Regions from separate parts of the Mus musculus genome. Here region 2 is linked to region 1. A link is a loop called in an ENCODE intact Hi-C map of the cell type or tissue named here. Cell type or tissue: left cerebral cortex. All regions are shown on one strand.

What was found. Hi-C counts contacts between places; a loop is a spot of excess contacts. Peaks named below come from ENCODE experiments on the same cell type or tissue, not always from the same donor. Only the 100,000 strongest peaks of a DNase experiment are listed, where the experiment ranks them.
Region 2: it touches region 1 in a loop (3-fold over the local background); 11 of 42 quality-filtered maps call a loop at or near these places.

What each region holds. Positions count from the first base shown.
Region 1 is chr15:80,702,909-80,710,908 of GRCm38, forward strand. No RefSeq gene overlaps it. Among named protein-coding and RNA genes, the nearest start is that of Tnrc6b, 4.4 kb to the right of the region's middle. In left cerebral cortex, CTCF peaks have their summits at 1,620 (motif pointing left), 3,377 (motif pointing right), 3,584 and 6,935 (motif pointing left); DNase peaks (open chromatin) are centred at 188, 814, 1,580, 3,146 and 5 more places; H3K4me3 peaks cover 1,355 bases; H3K27ac peaks cover 2,879 bases.
Region 2 is chr15:81,195,166-81,203,165 of GRCm38, forward strand. No RefSeq gene overlaps it. Among named protein-coding and RNA genes, the nearest start is that of 4930483J18Rik, 8.3 kb to the left of the region's middle. In left cerebral cortex, CTCF peaks have their summits at 3,466 (motif pointing left), 4,627 (motif pointing left) and 6,247 (motif pointing right); a DNase peak (open chromatin) is centred at 4,601.

The sequences.
Region 1 (8,000 bases):
GGCCATTCGGACAGAAATTTTTATCCAGGAAAGTGGTTAGAAACTACAGCAGTGTCTAAAGATACCCAAAAGCAGCTCTGGGAACAGGAGCCTATGTCATCGGAGATAAGCTAGGACCTGCCATGGAAGCCAGCAAACATGTGGGAGCCTGCAGGAGGAGAAGCACAAAAGACAAGAACAGAAGGCATGCCCACGGTGCCCGTGGCTCTAAAAGGGGAAAATCCATTGTATGCCAAGAATCTTGCTTTATGGTTTAAATTTCCCCATCAGCAGCTTTGACTCCCTTGGATATGGCCTGGAGCTTAGGAGAGTTGATAAGGAAAGGCAGCTCACTGCTTGTCTGCAGTGAATTGTTTAGTAAGTAGATGGTTCCTGGGTGCCAGGCGTGGGGACCCAGGGAGACAGAAGAAGGCAATGTTTGAAAGCAGAGTGGCTCAAGCCAGGTGATGGTGATGAACGCCTTTAATCCCAGCACTTGGGAGGCAAAGGGAGGCAGACCTCTGTGAGTTCGAGGTCAGCCTGGTCCACAGAGTGAGTTCCGGGACTGCCAGAGCTACAGAAAAAGACTGTCTCGAAAACAACAACAAAAAAGAAAAAGAAATGAAAGCCAAGTGGATTTGTGCTGTTTGTGGTGTCTTTTGTGGGACATGAAGTAGAATAGGTTGGCCCAGGCACTGTCTGCTAAGGGCCCAGCTGGCCTGTAGAATGTGGGTTTCCTTATATGTCACATGGAGAACACCCACCTGGGGCAAAGCATGTAGCATAAGAAGCTACAGGCTTGGAGCTGCCACAAGTATTTTCTGATAGACTCTCCTGTGCACCTGCCTACCCTGGCAGTTAGTCAAATTGATGGTTCTTGGCTGCACACTGGACTCAGTACTCGTTCACCTGGAGCGAGTTTCAAGGCCCAGATTCTGAAAGTAGGGAAGAGAAAGCCTGCTGAAGTCACTCAGTTGGACAGGGACCTGTGCTCTCCATGTGTATCATGCCCCCACCTCAGAAGGCAGCCAGCGTAGTTGGTCTCCTGAAAAAAAATCTCACTTTTCTAGAGTGATAGTTTTGGGTGAGATGGATAATTTTAACTTCTTGTCGGGGGCTGGTGAGATGGCTCAGTGGGTAAGAGCACCCGACTGCTCTTCCGAAGGTCCAGAGTTCAAATCCCAGCAACCACATGGTGGCTCACAACCATCTGTAACAAGATCTGACGCCCTCTTCTGGAGTGTCTGAAGACAGCTATAGTGTACTTACATATAATAAATAAAAAATAAATCTTTAAAAAAAAAAAAAAAACTTCTTGTCTGGAGAGAATTCTATAAGTACAAAATACAGCTTAAACAAAAGCTAGGCTTCTATACTGTGGAGAAGCCAGCCAACTCGGTGACACACCAGCTCGGCATTCTCCCCCCCCATCCCCCCCTCCCTCGCCATGCCACTCTACCCCCCACCCCTACTCCTCCAATAAACTTCAAGCTCCCTCAGGTGTGTTCACCGATCTTCTCTGCCAGTGGCTGCCTGATTACCCTCACAGCTACTATACTGGGAGGAGCCTCCAGCCTTCCCCAGGAGTCCTGAGGAGCCTGCGTGGATAGAGGCATTGGTGGAGAACGGCTGACACCTTGTGGCCAGCTCCCAGCTTGCAGCATCCATCTCTGTGTGCAAAGGGTCAGAGGAGTAAGCACTCTGACCTTTGACCAAACCTGACTGTGCACACTTCTAATCCCATTACTTGAGAGGCCGAAGCAGAGAGGATTGTTGCCAGTCTGCATAGTGAAAATGTGTTCCACATTTAAAAAAAAAAAAAAGAAGTTTTAGGCTTTTGAGACATGTGGTGCCTGTCCTGACCTCAGAGTGACACTGAAGCAGCCACACACCATACATAAATAAGTGTTCACAGTTGAGTTTCTATAAAACTCATGGGTACTGGAGATGTCCTCACGTACTTGTCGAGAATGCCCAAGACGTGTTAGTATTATGATTCTTTTAGTCATTTAAAACTGTGAAATCTCAGGGCTGGGGCAGTGGCTGCTCTTCCAGAAGAGTCAAGGTTGATTTCCAGCCCCCACATCAGGCAACTCCCAGCCACCGTAACTACAGCTCCAGGGGCTCGGAGCCCTTCGTCCGGCCACTGCAGGCACATGCACCTGCATATACATATATGTAACTAAGACAAAAAAAGTTCTAAATAAAAATGTAAAAACTCAAGCTGTGTCCATATTTAATATTCTGCTAGTACCCCATCTTGGAAATCTTAATAATTTTAAAATAAGAATCCTTGAGTTTTCCGTCCATACCAGCCTTATAAATTATGTAGGCAACCATGACTGGCAGAAATCTTTGCTTTAAAATGTTATATTTGAGCTAGAGATGAAGCTTGGTGGAGTGCTTGCCTGCCATGCATGGAGCCTTGGGTTTGACCCCCCTAGCACTTCATAAACTGGACATGATGGCTCGCGCACATAATCTCAGTACTCAGGCAGTAGACAAGAAGATCAGAAGTCCAGGACAGCCAGGGCTATACAGAGAAACCCTGTCTCGAAAAACTGAAAAAGAAGAAGAAGAAGAAGAAGAAGAAGAAGAAGAAGAAGAAGAAGAAGAAGAAGAAGAAGAAGAAGTTGTTCAAGGTCATTCTTAGTAGCTACAAAAGGAATCAAGGGCATCTTGGGATACATGAGACCATGTTTTTTGTTTTTTGTTTTCTTGAGACAGGGTTTCTCCGTATAGCCCTGGCTGTCCTGGAACTCACTCTGTAGACCAGGCTGGCCTCGAACTCAGAAATCTGCCTGTCCCTGCCTCCCAAGTACTGGGATTAAAGGCATGCGCCACCACTGCCCAGCTGAGACCCTGTATTTAAAAATTAAAAAACGTTAGGTCGTATCATTGTCTTAGGGTCAAGAGTAACAGATCGGACTTAATACATGTATTCCTGCACAAAGAGGCTAGTGGCCTTAGAGGCGAAGGAAGGATAAGGACCTAGCGCTTCCCCATGAAAAGCCTGAAGAACACGCAGGTCCTTGGAAAGGGCCTACAGAAAGAGATGGCAAGGGAAGTTCATGAACAGTTGTGGAGGTAGGAGGGAGGCTGGCTATTTTGGGAAGCAAAGAAAGAGCGAAATCTCAGAGTAAAACGTAGTGGGGGAGTCATGGAAACGGGCCTGGGAAAGTCTCTTGGATCTTGGCCACAAAACAGGTTAGAGAAGAGCTTAGAGAAACCGGCTTCAGTCGAATTAATGAAATCCTGAGCTAGAGAAGGAGGGTACAGTGACCGAGGTGGAGAGAGCCACAGGCTATTTATTATCTAAGAAGTTGGGACGAGGGCCCGGAGGGAAGGAAGGATCTTTGAAGAAGAAAATCAGGTCCCAGTTGGAATGCAAGGAAAGGCCACCAGGGGGCGTAACTTAGCCAGGAAGATGCCTGCCTTTTTCACCTGAGTTTGTAGGGAAACAACAGGGTGACTGGGAGTTAGGGCTGCGGTGGGGGTTGGGGGTGGATGGGTCCAGTCAACTGTTCCAGTAGGGACTTATCTCTCCAGCGGCACGCGAGTTCTCTGGTCACCGTAGCTTCATGAGCAAGAGCTCACTCGTTTTGAGTCAGACTGCCTAGTTTCAGCTGCTCCCTGTGGTAACCTGGAACAAATTGGCTAACCTCTATTTTTCTATCTGGAAAGTGAGAACTGCTATTGTGGGAAAGATTGACCGCTGTAATCCAAGCAAAGCCCGCAGTACAGTGTCTAACATACAGCGTGTGTCAACGACAGGATGGGGGGGGTGGGGTGGGGGAGGGGTGTGTGTGAACTGCTCTTTTGTGTCTTAGAAGCGGCGAACACACCAAAAGGGTCAAACGTCCACTGCTCAGCGGAGTTGCTTTTCAGGAAACGCAGTCATAAAAACCTACAGGTGATTTGGAAGTGACACAGCGTCTATCTCGAGGGCTTTTGTTGCATAATAAATGCTACCACACATGTAATAAAAGCCTGTGAGCATGTCCTCTGTCATCTACACCCTCCAGCTTGTTCCCCCCTACCCCATTGCTCCTGGTTATTGGTCACCAACACAGCCATGCTCCAGCATCAGCTGTCAGCTGTCACCTTGACTTTTGGGTTAGGATCCCTTACGGGGATCACCTCATTGCTACGAGCTTTAAGAATTAACAAACTCTTTTACACATCTTGCCAAAAGTCTCAGAGCATTGAAAGGCCAGAGTATGGAGGGTGTTCGCTTGTGCCGCAGAAGTCAGAACTGGAATCGATCCAGCTGGCTAGAACTGCCCCAGGCCTATGGGTCATTGCAGAATCCTTTGCAAAATTTCCTATTGGTTTGGCTCTTGTCCAGGCTAAGGGCAGAGACCGAAGCACAGTCTCTCAAGGGAGATAAAGGAAGTCTGTTGCTGGGGAATGGCTGGGAAGCTTTTGGTAGCCATCCAAGGCGGCTATCACTCATTAAATCTGCCTTCTCCTCCAGCAGAAAGCCAACTTACAGAACACCATATACAAAGCTCCCAGAATAGTACAGGGCTCCAAGAACACGGTGCACGTGGCCAGTGTACAAATGTGCAGCGGCTTGAGGATTCTTTTTGCCTTCAAATCTGGGTGGGTTTGAGCAAACTAAAGAGCATTTTCTCCAAGTGGCATCCTGAGAGGAAATGAAGAGAATATGCTAGCCTGGACTGCCTTTCTGGATTCCAGTTGATTCTGCCATCACCAAAGCTTGCTAGGAAGCCGCTGGCAATGACAGTGAGGGAGCTCAGAAAACACCTTGGACCAATTCATTAGCTTTACTGTCCCACCAGGCCTAGCAAGCCTATAAATCCTGACGTTGACTCCAGTAGGAATTTGAAACCTTTGCCTCCCATCATAAATATGTTATTGATTTGTTGGCTTCCTTCCTAGCTGTATAGGATAGGAGGAGAAATTCTGGCCAAGGCCGTAGTTTGCGGGAATGAGGGATCTCAGCTCCCAGACAAGACTGCATCCATCACATTCCACTGTTTGCTGGAGGATGAAACCTGTGTTTTTCTATTCCTGAAAGTCTGCAGGAAGGCACACTCCTCTGTGAGCGGGAGGCTATAGGATAGCATTGTGGGAAATGTTTATTTCCTACTTTAAAACATTCTGTAGTGTTGACTTGAACAAATGTTCCATTTACTCAGTACTACTTTTTAGATTTCTTTTTTCTTAGACCCAAGTCTTACTATATATCCTAGGCTGGCTCTGAACTCTACCCACCCCCTTCTGGATGCTAGGATTACAGGTTGATGTCCTTTTTTTTTTTTAAGATTTATTTTATGTATATGAGTACACTGTAGCTGTACAGATGGTTGTGAGCCTTTATGTGGTTGTTGGGAATTGAATTTTTAGGACCTCTGCTTGCTCCGGTTGGCCCCATTCACTCAGTCCCTGCTCACTCCATAAATAAATAAATACACTGAGGCTGTCTTCAGATGCACCAGAAGAGGGCGTCAGATCCCATTACAGATGGTTGTGAGCCACGATGTGATTGCTGGGATTTGAACTCAGGACCTTCAGAAGAGCAGTCAGTGCTCTTACCCGCTGAGCCGTCTTCAACCAGCTCACAAGTCTATATCCTTATACTGAGCTTTTCAACATTAATATTGTTGTCAGAAAAGCAATCTTATATGGAAACAGCAAAGACATGGATTATAGGAAGAGCAGAGTTGGGGCTACTCCTCGATGTTCCTATGGTTTTCCTGATCCTCTTCCTCTCCTTACCAGGTCACCACCTGTCACCAATCTCTCCCTGGCTAACCGCATATGTCTCGTAGTTCTTATAGATGTAACTTCTACTTGAAAGTCAAGAACCACATCCTTCCCAGACTGGGTCCCCAGTCCTTCGGCGTTCTCCCAGGACACAGTCTCCAGCAGTTCACTGTGATTGCTTTACCTGCTGCCTACTCCACAACAGTGAGGGCCCTGGCACAAAGGAGATTTTCTTTTTTTAATCTGTGGAGCCACCCTTGGACCTTAGGAAAGTTCTTAATAAACTCACTATGTAATTACTGAACAATAAGTTATTGGGGGGAATCTTTTATAGACAGATCGATATCAAGGGACACAAGATGAAGAAAGAAAACTATTTCAAAGAACTTACAACAGGGATTTGCCCAATAATTCATAGAAAACCAACCATTATCTTGAGGATTAAGACTGAGGTGATGGAGACAGTGGCTTAGCGGTTAAAAAACATTTGCTGTGTTTCCAGAGGACCTGAGTCTGATTCTCAACATCAGTGCTGGAGGCCGTTCATAATGGACTCTATTCCAGTTCCAGGACACCCAGAGTCATCTTCTGGCTTCCATGGCAACACACACACACACACACACACACACACACTCAACATAGATACAAATGCACATACATGTGAATAAACATAGAAGTAAATATTTTTAAGTAACATAAAAACAATCAACTCTGAAGGCTGGGAAGGTCTGAACCCTTGACATTTCTCACTGTGTTTTCTGGTTTCTGATCTCTGTTTTGAACGCTAGTGTGAACTCTGTGCTTGGAGTCATCAGATTTCACCTCTTTAGGTCCTTTATTAGACTTTGACTTATGATTTCTCTCCTGCCCTTGAATTATCCTAGGAATACCTGCCATTTGCTCTTAGTTGATGTTTGTGAAATACCTTGTCTTCCTCTGCTGGAAGGGTGTAAGTGCTGAGCCTACTGCTGTGTTACAATGGCTGTTTCATTGTTAAGCCAGTGCCAGTGAGATTACACAACAGCTTGGATAGGGAAGGGGAACAAGGGCTATGAACCCCCTCACCTACAAGGGACAGGGATTTGGGATGGTAATACGCTAACATGCCCAGATGTGGGTTAGAGTCCAGCATAGGTTCCTGGAGATCGTTTCGGTCCCAGAGGCTGGAGGCTGGTACTCTGGCAGTGGGTCTTAAGCATTCTGCCCTCCCCTGGCTGAAATGTGGAGTCGCTTCCATTAAAGCTGTCACAGAGAAAGAATCCTGTGGCCAGAAGCCAGGAGAACACACATGGCTTGCTCGACATCAGCGGCTCTGGAAGCTTTCCTGGAGGCAGAGGACTGTTCCATTTGCATGCAATCAATTATTTCTAAAGGGATGGATTCTTTATCTCACTCTAGACTTAATTTCTCCTAATTTCGAATTCTTTATTCTTTCAAAGGAACAAGCTAAAGATGGTCAGAGGTGTGTATGAGTGTTGCTTGGGCACATAAGTATGGTAAAAAAATGACCATTTACAAAGACAAAGAAACAGAATATAGATTTTATACGTGCTTCTTGTCAGGAAAAATATACTGTTTAACTTAGAACAGGGAAGAATGGTGCCTAGGAGGATATGATGACAATCTTTCTAAAGTTAGTCTCCAATAATGTTAATGACAAGGTTTCTAATTGCCAGAAACTGAGTAATTTAGGTTCTGAAGGAAACAGTTTTAAGATACTGGGTTGACGGACGGATACTATTCAGAGATACTAAGGCATGTATAGAAACGAGTCAGACAGGCCTAGAAACCACCTTATGTCCCAAAACTTCTTTCTAAATGGGTGACCTTGGATAAGTCTCTTAACCTCTTTTGGCTTTGCTTCCTGTAAAATTACTGTTTAATCAGAATAGTTTCTGTAAAGAATTGGGGACCGTATTTGGAATAAAATACAATAAATGATAGTAGTTATCACTGTCAACTTTCAATGACTAAAGATGCCCCGCTCCTCAGCCAAAACGTAGTGTGGAGAATCCGGATCTGACGGACAACACGGAAGTGCCCAATAAGAGGCCGGGGTAGGGGGGTGGGGGAAACAGTGGAATCAAACCAATGGCATGGGCCCTTGTTGTTGGCCGCTTTCTGGCTGATCCACCAATAGCTTAAGGATGTGACTTGGGAGCGACACCCTGACAGTCCAATGACGCACAACCAACCCACACTCAGCAATTCGGAGGGGATAAATCAAGGAGCCTGCACGTATAGATTCCGTTATTAGTGCAGTCTCGAATGGTGAAAGGAGCTTGGGG
Region 2 (8,000 bases), 490 kb after region 1:
GCAACATCAAAGCAGACAGAGGGACTGGGATAGAACTCATTGGTAGAGCACTTGCCTTGTATACTCACATCCCCAAGTTAACACACACACACACACACACACACACACACACACACACGAGAGAGAGAGAGAGACAGAGACAGAGACAGAGACAGACAGAGACAGAGAGACACAGGAGACACAGAGAGAGAGAGCCATGGAAGAGAGAGCTTGTAATCAGAATTGATTGAGGGAGAACAAAAAGGCTGAAGAGGAAGTTGAACAACACAGGGGAAGGGAACGAACCCAGCAAGCCCTAGCTTGAGCTTGTCTTGGCCCCAATCCTCAGGGGGAGAGCTCCAACGGTCTGCAACACAGGAAACTTTTTGTGTCTCAGTGTCTCAGTCACTGGCTGAGGGCCTTGAGGGAGTGATGATCCCTGAGGCAGCTCTCTTTAACTGAGGAATTTGGGAGGAGTTGGGAATTTGGGGGCAGCAGGGGAAACCCCTTAGCAGGGGAGCATCCCTGGCAGCTGCGTGGGGAATGAATGTGCTGGGCTGAGGTGATGTGAGACGATGCCAGCTGCCCCTCCAGAGCTGGGCTTTCTACCATTGACAAATGTAATGAGTGAAATAACGGGGTGTGGCCAGGAGACAGTGAGGACATGGCCCTCCTAGATGACTGGTCTCAACTGTTATTGCAAGCTATACCTTTACATATCTGTCAACAAACTGGGTGACTATACTGATCCTTTGGCTCAAACTAACCTGAAAAGCAGTTCTTTCCACTCCACCTCCTTCTAGTTCTCTCTCTACAAACTAGTCTAAATTCACTCTTTCTTTTTGGGAGAGGAGACTGAGATGTGGTCTCATGTAGCCCAGGCTAACCTCGATGTCACTGTGTAACCAATGATGACCTTGAACTCCTAATCCTCCTGGTCCATCTTGAGTACTGAAATTATAGGCACACACCACCATGCCTGGTTTTCTCTTACATTTTTCTCAACTCTTTGAAGGTGTGTGTGTGTGGGGGGGGGTGCTGTCTCAGTACTCTGTGGCCTCATAGACAAGCCATCCAATTTTGGGCCTCCGATCATGGTCCCTGTGATGAATTCTTCAATACAAATGTAAGACTTTAAATTTAGCCTGTTAATAACCAGCATACAAGTATCATTTTTTTCTGTCTTTCTAAGACACTGTCTAACCCTGGCTGGCCTGGAACTCCCTCTGTAGACCGGGCTGACCTGAACCTCACAGAGATCCACCAGCCTCTGCCTCCTGAGATGCAGGGTGCGCAGCAACCTGCTTTTTCCATACGATCATCTCACCACTTCTGACTTCTGAAAGACAAAGCCAGTGACAGGACATCTTGACAGACTGTTGGACACGGATCCCACACATCCAACCTGGGCTCCATATGCCTAGAAAACACACCCACTTCTCCTTTCTTCTCTGTCTCTCTTCCTGGGTAATTCCCCCAAGGCTATTCTCTAGGTCTTGACTTAGCTGTCCTCCGCACACACTTTGCCTTTCTGTGGCTTCCCTCTCATTCAGGTAGGTCCTGATGCCTGCAAAGTCCCCTCCTCCCCTTGGGTTCAAATCCCAACACTCATCCCACTGCCTCCAGGAAGCCCTCAGGTATTTCTTTAACCTTGGTTTTCTCTGACACTATATAGCTCTCACTCGGCAGTGCTCGGTGATAACTAAGTCCTTAAGGGCATGATGAGGTTTACCCTGGTGATAGTCTACTGCAGTTATGATCCCCATACTCGAGATAAGGAAACTGAGGCTGAGTGAAGGTGCATACATTCCTTGCCCAAAATCACAAAGCTAAACACTAGCAAAACCAGAGATTAGAATCCTGCATACAATTTGGCAAGTATTTATTGGCTGCAAAGAGAGAGATAAAGGAAATATTTAAAGATAAAATAGTCCGGGCAAGGTAGATAATGTATGCCTTTAATTCCAACACTCAGGAGGCAGAGGCAGGAGGATCTATCACTCCAGGTTGCAGGTAAACCTGGTCTACATAGTGAGTTCCAGGCCCACCAGGGCTACGTCATGAGATCCTGCGTTAAAAAAAAAATTTTGCCATCGTTACAAACAGGCTCTACAGACAACGTGCAGCGGCCATGCTGTGAACGTGATGCGGATGAGAGCTTGAATCTGGTGAGGTCCAGAAAAGCCACTGGCAGGTTTGTTTGATAGACAGCACTGAGGTGGGGCATTTAGCTCCGAGCGCTCTGTAAACACAGGGCAGGTCTGAGGGAGATATCTGCTTTGCTTTGGGAGAGATAAGAGCTCCAATGCTTGTTTGAGGTCCTGATGTCAAAAGTAAAGAGTGCTAAAGTGAAGTGTTGTGTGCTCCTGAGGGTGGGAGCCAAACTAAGATAAGAGTTACCTGGTAAAGCTTTGCTCTCTCTCGCTCTCTCTCTCTCTCTCTCTCTCTCTCTCTCTCTCTGTGTGTGTTTGTGTGTGTGTGTGTGTTTGTGTGTGTGTGTAATGTGTTGTTGTTGACTGTGCTTCTGCTTTTTTAGACAGGGTATCATTCTGCAAGCCCAGGCCAGACTTGAACTCACGGCACTCAGCCTGCATCTGTGTCCTGAGTCCTGGGATCGTGGGTGCTATCACAGCCACCACACCCAGGCAATAGTCTGATGGCTGGATTGGAAAGACTGTGAAATGGATTTGGGGAGCCGAGGCTATAGCTTAATGGCCTTTTTATTGTTTTGGTTTTGTTTTTTTTTTTTCACTTGTAGGGGATCAAATTCAGACATTGCTAAGCAAGTAGGAGTTCTGCCACTGATTTATATTCCAAGACATATTTTCCCCCTATGATCTACAAACCCTTTCTCTTGCTCTGAAATCATCCTTGAGAAGTGGCAATCACTTTTTAGTATTCCCATAATAGCACAGTAGGGAAACTGTAGCTGGCAACAATGAATCGAATGATTCAGAGTAACGGATAGAAAGGGCTTTGAATGTTCTTAACGCAAAGTGATGGATGGACGACGGATGGATGGATGGATAGACAGACAGATGAATACATAACCCAGTTGGCTGGATTTAAGCATTGCACATTGTATATCTGAGATGGCATATCACACTGTAAACCATAAATATATACAATTATAGTGTGTCAATTAAAAAGAGTTTTTGCCTGCTGTGTGGCCTGTGTGAGGTGACACGAGAGGATCAGGAGCTTGAGGCTATCCTCAGCTAATTATTAGATTGGGCTACAGGAGATCATGTTTCAAACAACAAAAACAGCTGGGCGTGGTGGCACAGGCCTTTAATCCCAGCACTCGGGAGGCTGAGGCTGGAGGATTGCTGCAAGTTTGAGAGCAGCCTGGTCTGCATGGTGAATTTTAGGCCAGCCAGGACTATATAATGAGACCCTGTCTCAAAACAAACAACAGGGGCTGGAGAACACACAGCTTTTGCAGAGCTGAGTTAGGGCCTCAGCCACACTGTCAGGCAGCCCACAACCTCCTGACGCCCTCTTCTGGACTCCACAGGCGTTGCACCCAAGTGCACATACACATTTACACATAATTTAAAAAAATCCTTTAACTAAATGAACAATAACAACACAACAAGGCTCTATTTATAATGTTTTTGGAGTCAGGAATGGTGGTGCACACTTTAATCCGAGCACTCAGGAGGCAGATCTCTGAGTTCGAGAACAGCCTGGTCTACAATGTAAGTTCCAGGACAGCCAGGGTTACACAGAAATTTCAAAACAACAATGACAAAACAGCAAACAAACAAAAACACACAACTAGACTCCTGTTGTTATCAAGAAATACCGTAGGTTTCAAACACTTTTTATTATTTTATTTTACTTTCATTTTCAAAACAGAGTTTCTCTGTGTAGCCTTGGCTGTCCTAGAGCTCACTATATAGACCAGGCTGACTTGAACTCATAGAGACCCACCTGCCTCTGCCTCCTGAATGCTAGAGTTAAAGGTATGTGCTACCATGCCTAGCCTGGGATCTATATCTTACTCAGCACCCATGAGTCTCTCTGTGTCCCCAACGCCATTTTTCAGTCTTACCTCCATCTCACAGATAAGAAAACGCAGAGGGTCAAACAAGTAAGGTGACCAAGTGTCCCAGTTTGCAGGGACAAAATAAAGATCCAAGACAGGACAAATTTCAAAGTATCATCTACAAGATACTTTGCACACTTGAATTACATGAGCCAGGCAAACGCACAAATGTTGGAGTCTATTTTATCATCACAAGCAGTATCTCCATCTCCCAAGGGCACACAGTGTTTTTTAACCCTGGTTCTAGGAATCAGAACTCTGCCACCAGTCCCTTGCTTGGCTCTCTTTGGGGACTTCAGGAAAGAACACAGATGTAGGGTGGTTTTGTTTTTGTTTTCTATGCTGATATTTTTGTTTCTGTTTCCGTTTTGCTTGCTCAACCAGGGTAGAGATCATGCAAGCTAGATAAGCCTTCTGTCCTAAAACATATTCTTACATTGATCTGTGTATTTTGAGCCAAGCCTCCAGAGAGTCACAAAATGGATGAGTTTTCGTCTGAAGAGTGAAGGAATCCAAACTGGAAGAGTCTTTGCTGGAGGAACGCTTAACTACAGAGATCTACAGAGATCTACTTTAAAAGATGTTCTTTGGCGCCCCCTGGTGGTTATGATCACAACATCTTTTTAGAATTTTGTGGGTTTGGGTTTTTTTTTTTTTTGCTTGGTTTGTTTTGTTTTTCAAGACAGGGTTTCTCTGTGTAACCTTGGTTGGGTGTCCTGAAACTCACTTTGCAGACCAGGCTGGCCTTGAACTCACAGAGAGAGAGATGCCTAACTCTGCCTCCTAAGTGCCGGGACTAAAGTTGTGTGTCACCACCACCACCACATGGGCCCACATCTTTTTAAAATTATTAACATTTTAGTCCTTTCAAAAGAGGTAGAAACAACAGCCAAGAAAAGCTAAAGTAAAGACAAACATGAAAGTTGCATGTTTCGGCTCAGGCATGAAATCGCAGCACTTGGAGACTTAAGCAGGAGGGTTGCAGTAGTTCAAGGCAAACTGATTTATAGCATGACTTCCAGCCAGTTAAATAAGGGAACACTGTTGAAAAATAAATAAACTAAACTGAACATTAACAGGATTTTGTGTATGAGTGTATGTATGTGTGAGTGTGTGTATGTATGAGAGAAAGTGTGTGTGTGTGTGTGTGTGTGTGTGTGTGTGTGTGTGAGAGAGAGAGAGAGAGAGTATGTGTGTATATGTGTGTGTGAGAGTGTGTGTGGGTGAGTGAATGTCAGTGTGTGTGAGAGTGTGTTTGTGTGAGTGTGTATGAGTGTATTTATGAGTGCATTTCTGTGTGAGTGTGTGTGTATGTCGGTGTGAGTGTGTGTGTGTATGTGTATAAATGTATGAGTGTGTAAATGTATGAGTGTGTGTGAATGTTTATGAGAGTGTATCTGTAAGTATATGTGTGTGAGAGTGTATGTGTGAGTGTGTGTGGGTGTATGTGTGAGAGTGTATGTGTGAGTATTTATGTGTATTTCTGAGTGTGAGAGTGTATTGTGAGTGTGTGACTGTGAGTGTATGAGAGTGTATGTGTGAGTATATGTGTGTGAGGGTATATGTGTGAGAGTGTGTGTGACTGTGTGTCTGTGTGTGTATGTGTGAGTGTGTGTGACTGTGTGAGTGTATGAGAGTGTATGTGTGAGTATATGTGTGTGAGAGTGTATGTGTGAGTGTGTGTGTGTGAGTGTAAGAGTGTGTGTGTGTGAGTGTGCATGTGTAGATCAGAGGAGGACCCCTGTGTCCTGCTCTATCACCCTCCACTTTATCCCATCTCACTGGAGCTAGGCTGATGATGGACTGCAAGTTGCAGCAATCCACCTGTCTCTGCTCCCCTACATAGCATATAGGCGTCACAAGCACAATTGGTCACATCCAGATTTGTTTTAAAACCCAGACGCTGGGGATTCAAACCCTGGTCCACCCTCAGCAAGTCCTCTTACTCCTTGAGCCATCTATACAGCCACAGTTGTGGATGGTTGGTTGGTTTTCTTCTCTTAAATGAAATCTGCCCAAGCTGCAGTAGTGCAAGGCAGGGAGACTCAGGGCCACAGTTAAAGCACACGCTGAAACAGCGCAGTCATCAAAACTCATAAGATTTCACTGCAACACTTCAGCAAGCCAAAATTAATGCAAACATCCACGACACAAAATACTATTTTTGGTTTTTGGTTTTTTTTAAAGATTTATTCATTTATTTATTTTATTTATATGAGAACACTGTAGCTGTCTTCAGACACACCAGAAGAGGGCATCAGATCCCATTACAGATGGTTGTGAGCCACCACGTGGTTGCTAGGAATTGAACTCAGGACCTCTGGAAGAGCAGCCAGTGCTCTTAGCCCCAAGAAATTCTGTCTTAACAAACAAACAACATCAAGGATGGCCACAACTATAAAAAAAAGAAAGTGAAAAGAACAAAAAGGGTGTGTGTGGGAGGGGACAAAACCAAAACCTAAACTACAAAATTTCTAGAAGAGAATATTTGTGACCTTCATTAGGAAAGGATTTCTTAGAGGTGATGTCAAAAGCAGGGCTGGAGGCCATGCTTGGTACCACAACAATTGTCCAGCATGCTTTGACGCCTTGGGATCCATCTCCGCACTGGAAAGAAAAGACAGGCCACAGCCTAGGAAAGGCCATCTGAGAATCAACTGCCCAGTAAAGGACTCACAAAGAGCTTTTGAGAAAATCTTTTATTGTGTTTCAAAGATGATTGTGTTGAGGAGACACTTGGTACATACTGCATGGTGAGAGGCCATAGGTCAACTTGCAAGAATCAGTTCTCCCCATCCACCATGTGGATCCCAGAAATGAAAATGACATCATCAGGCTTGCCTGCAAGCACCTCTACTCAGTGAGCCATCTCGTTGGCCCCAAAAATGTCATTGAGGGTTTGTAGGTTGGTTTAATTAATTAATTAATTAATTAATTAATTAATGTGTGTGTCTGTGTGTGTGTGTGTGTGTGTGTGTGTGTGTGCGCGCGCGCGCGCTCAATGGCACACATATAGAGGTCAAAGACAACTTGCAGGGGTCAGCTCTCTCTCTCTACCATGTGAATCTTAGGGATGGAACTCAGGTCACTAGACTCAAATACAAGCTTTACATGCTGAGCCATCCCCATGGCAGCACCGCCACCTCCATTTGTTTTTGTTGTTTTTGGTTTTGTTTTTTTTCGAGACAGAGTTTCTCTGTATAGCCCTGGCTGTCCTGGAACTCACTCTGTAGACCAGGCTGGCCAGAAATCCGCCTGCCTCTGCCTCCCAAGTGCTGGGATTAAAGGCGTGCGCCACAACTGCCCGGCCAATTTTTTTTTAAAAACTCATTAAACATTCCAACTTTTCTTAAATGGATAGAACATTGGAACACATTACCAAAAAGAGATATCTAGGTCACTATGGTGGTTTGAAAATAAAATGGCCCCCATTGGCTCACAGGGAGTGGCACTATTGGGAGGTGTGGCCTTGCTGGAGTGGGTGTGGCCTTATTGAAGTGGGTGGGCTTTGAGGTCTCAGAAGCTCAAGCCTGCTTAGTGCCTCAGTTTTACCTTTGTTGTCTTTGCATCAAGATGTAGAACTCTCAGCCCCTCCTCCAGCACACGTCTGCCTGCACACTGCCATAATTCCCGCCATGACCATAATGGACTAAGCCTCTGAACCTGTAAGCCAGTCCCAATTAAATGTTTTCCTTTACAGTAGTTGCCATGAAGCCAGGCGTGGTGGCGCATGCCTTTAATCCCCTCTCACTTGGGAGGCAGAGGCAGGCGGATTTCTGAGTTCGAGGCCAGCCTGGTCTACAAAGTGAGTTCCAGGACAGCCAGAGCTATACAGAGAAACCCTGTCTCAAAACAACAACAACAAACAAAAACAAACAAACAACAAAAAAAAGAGTTGCCATGGTCATGGTGTCTCTTCACAATAATAGAAACCCCAACTAAGACAGTCACCAAAAACACGTGAAAATGT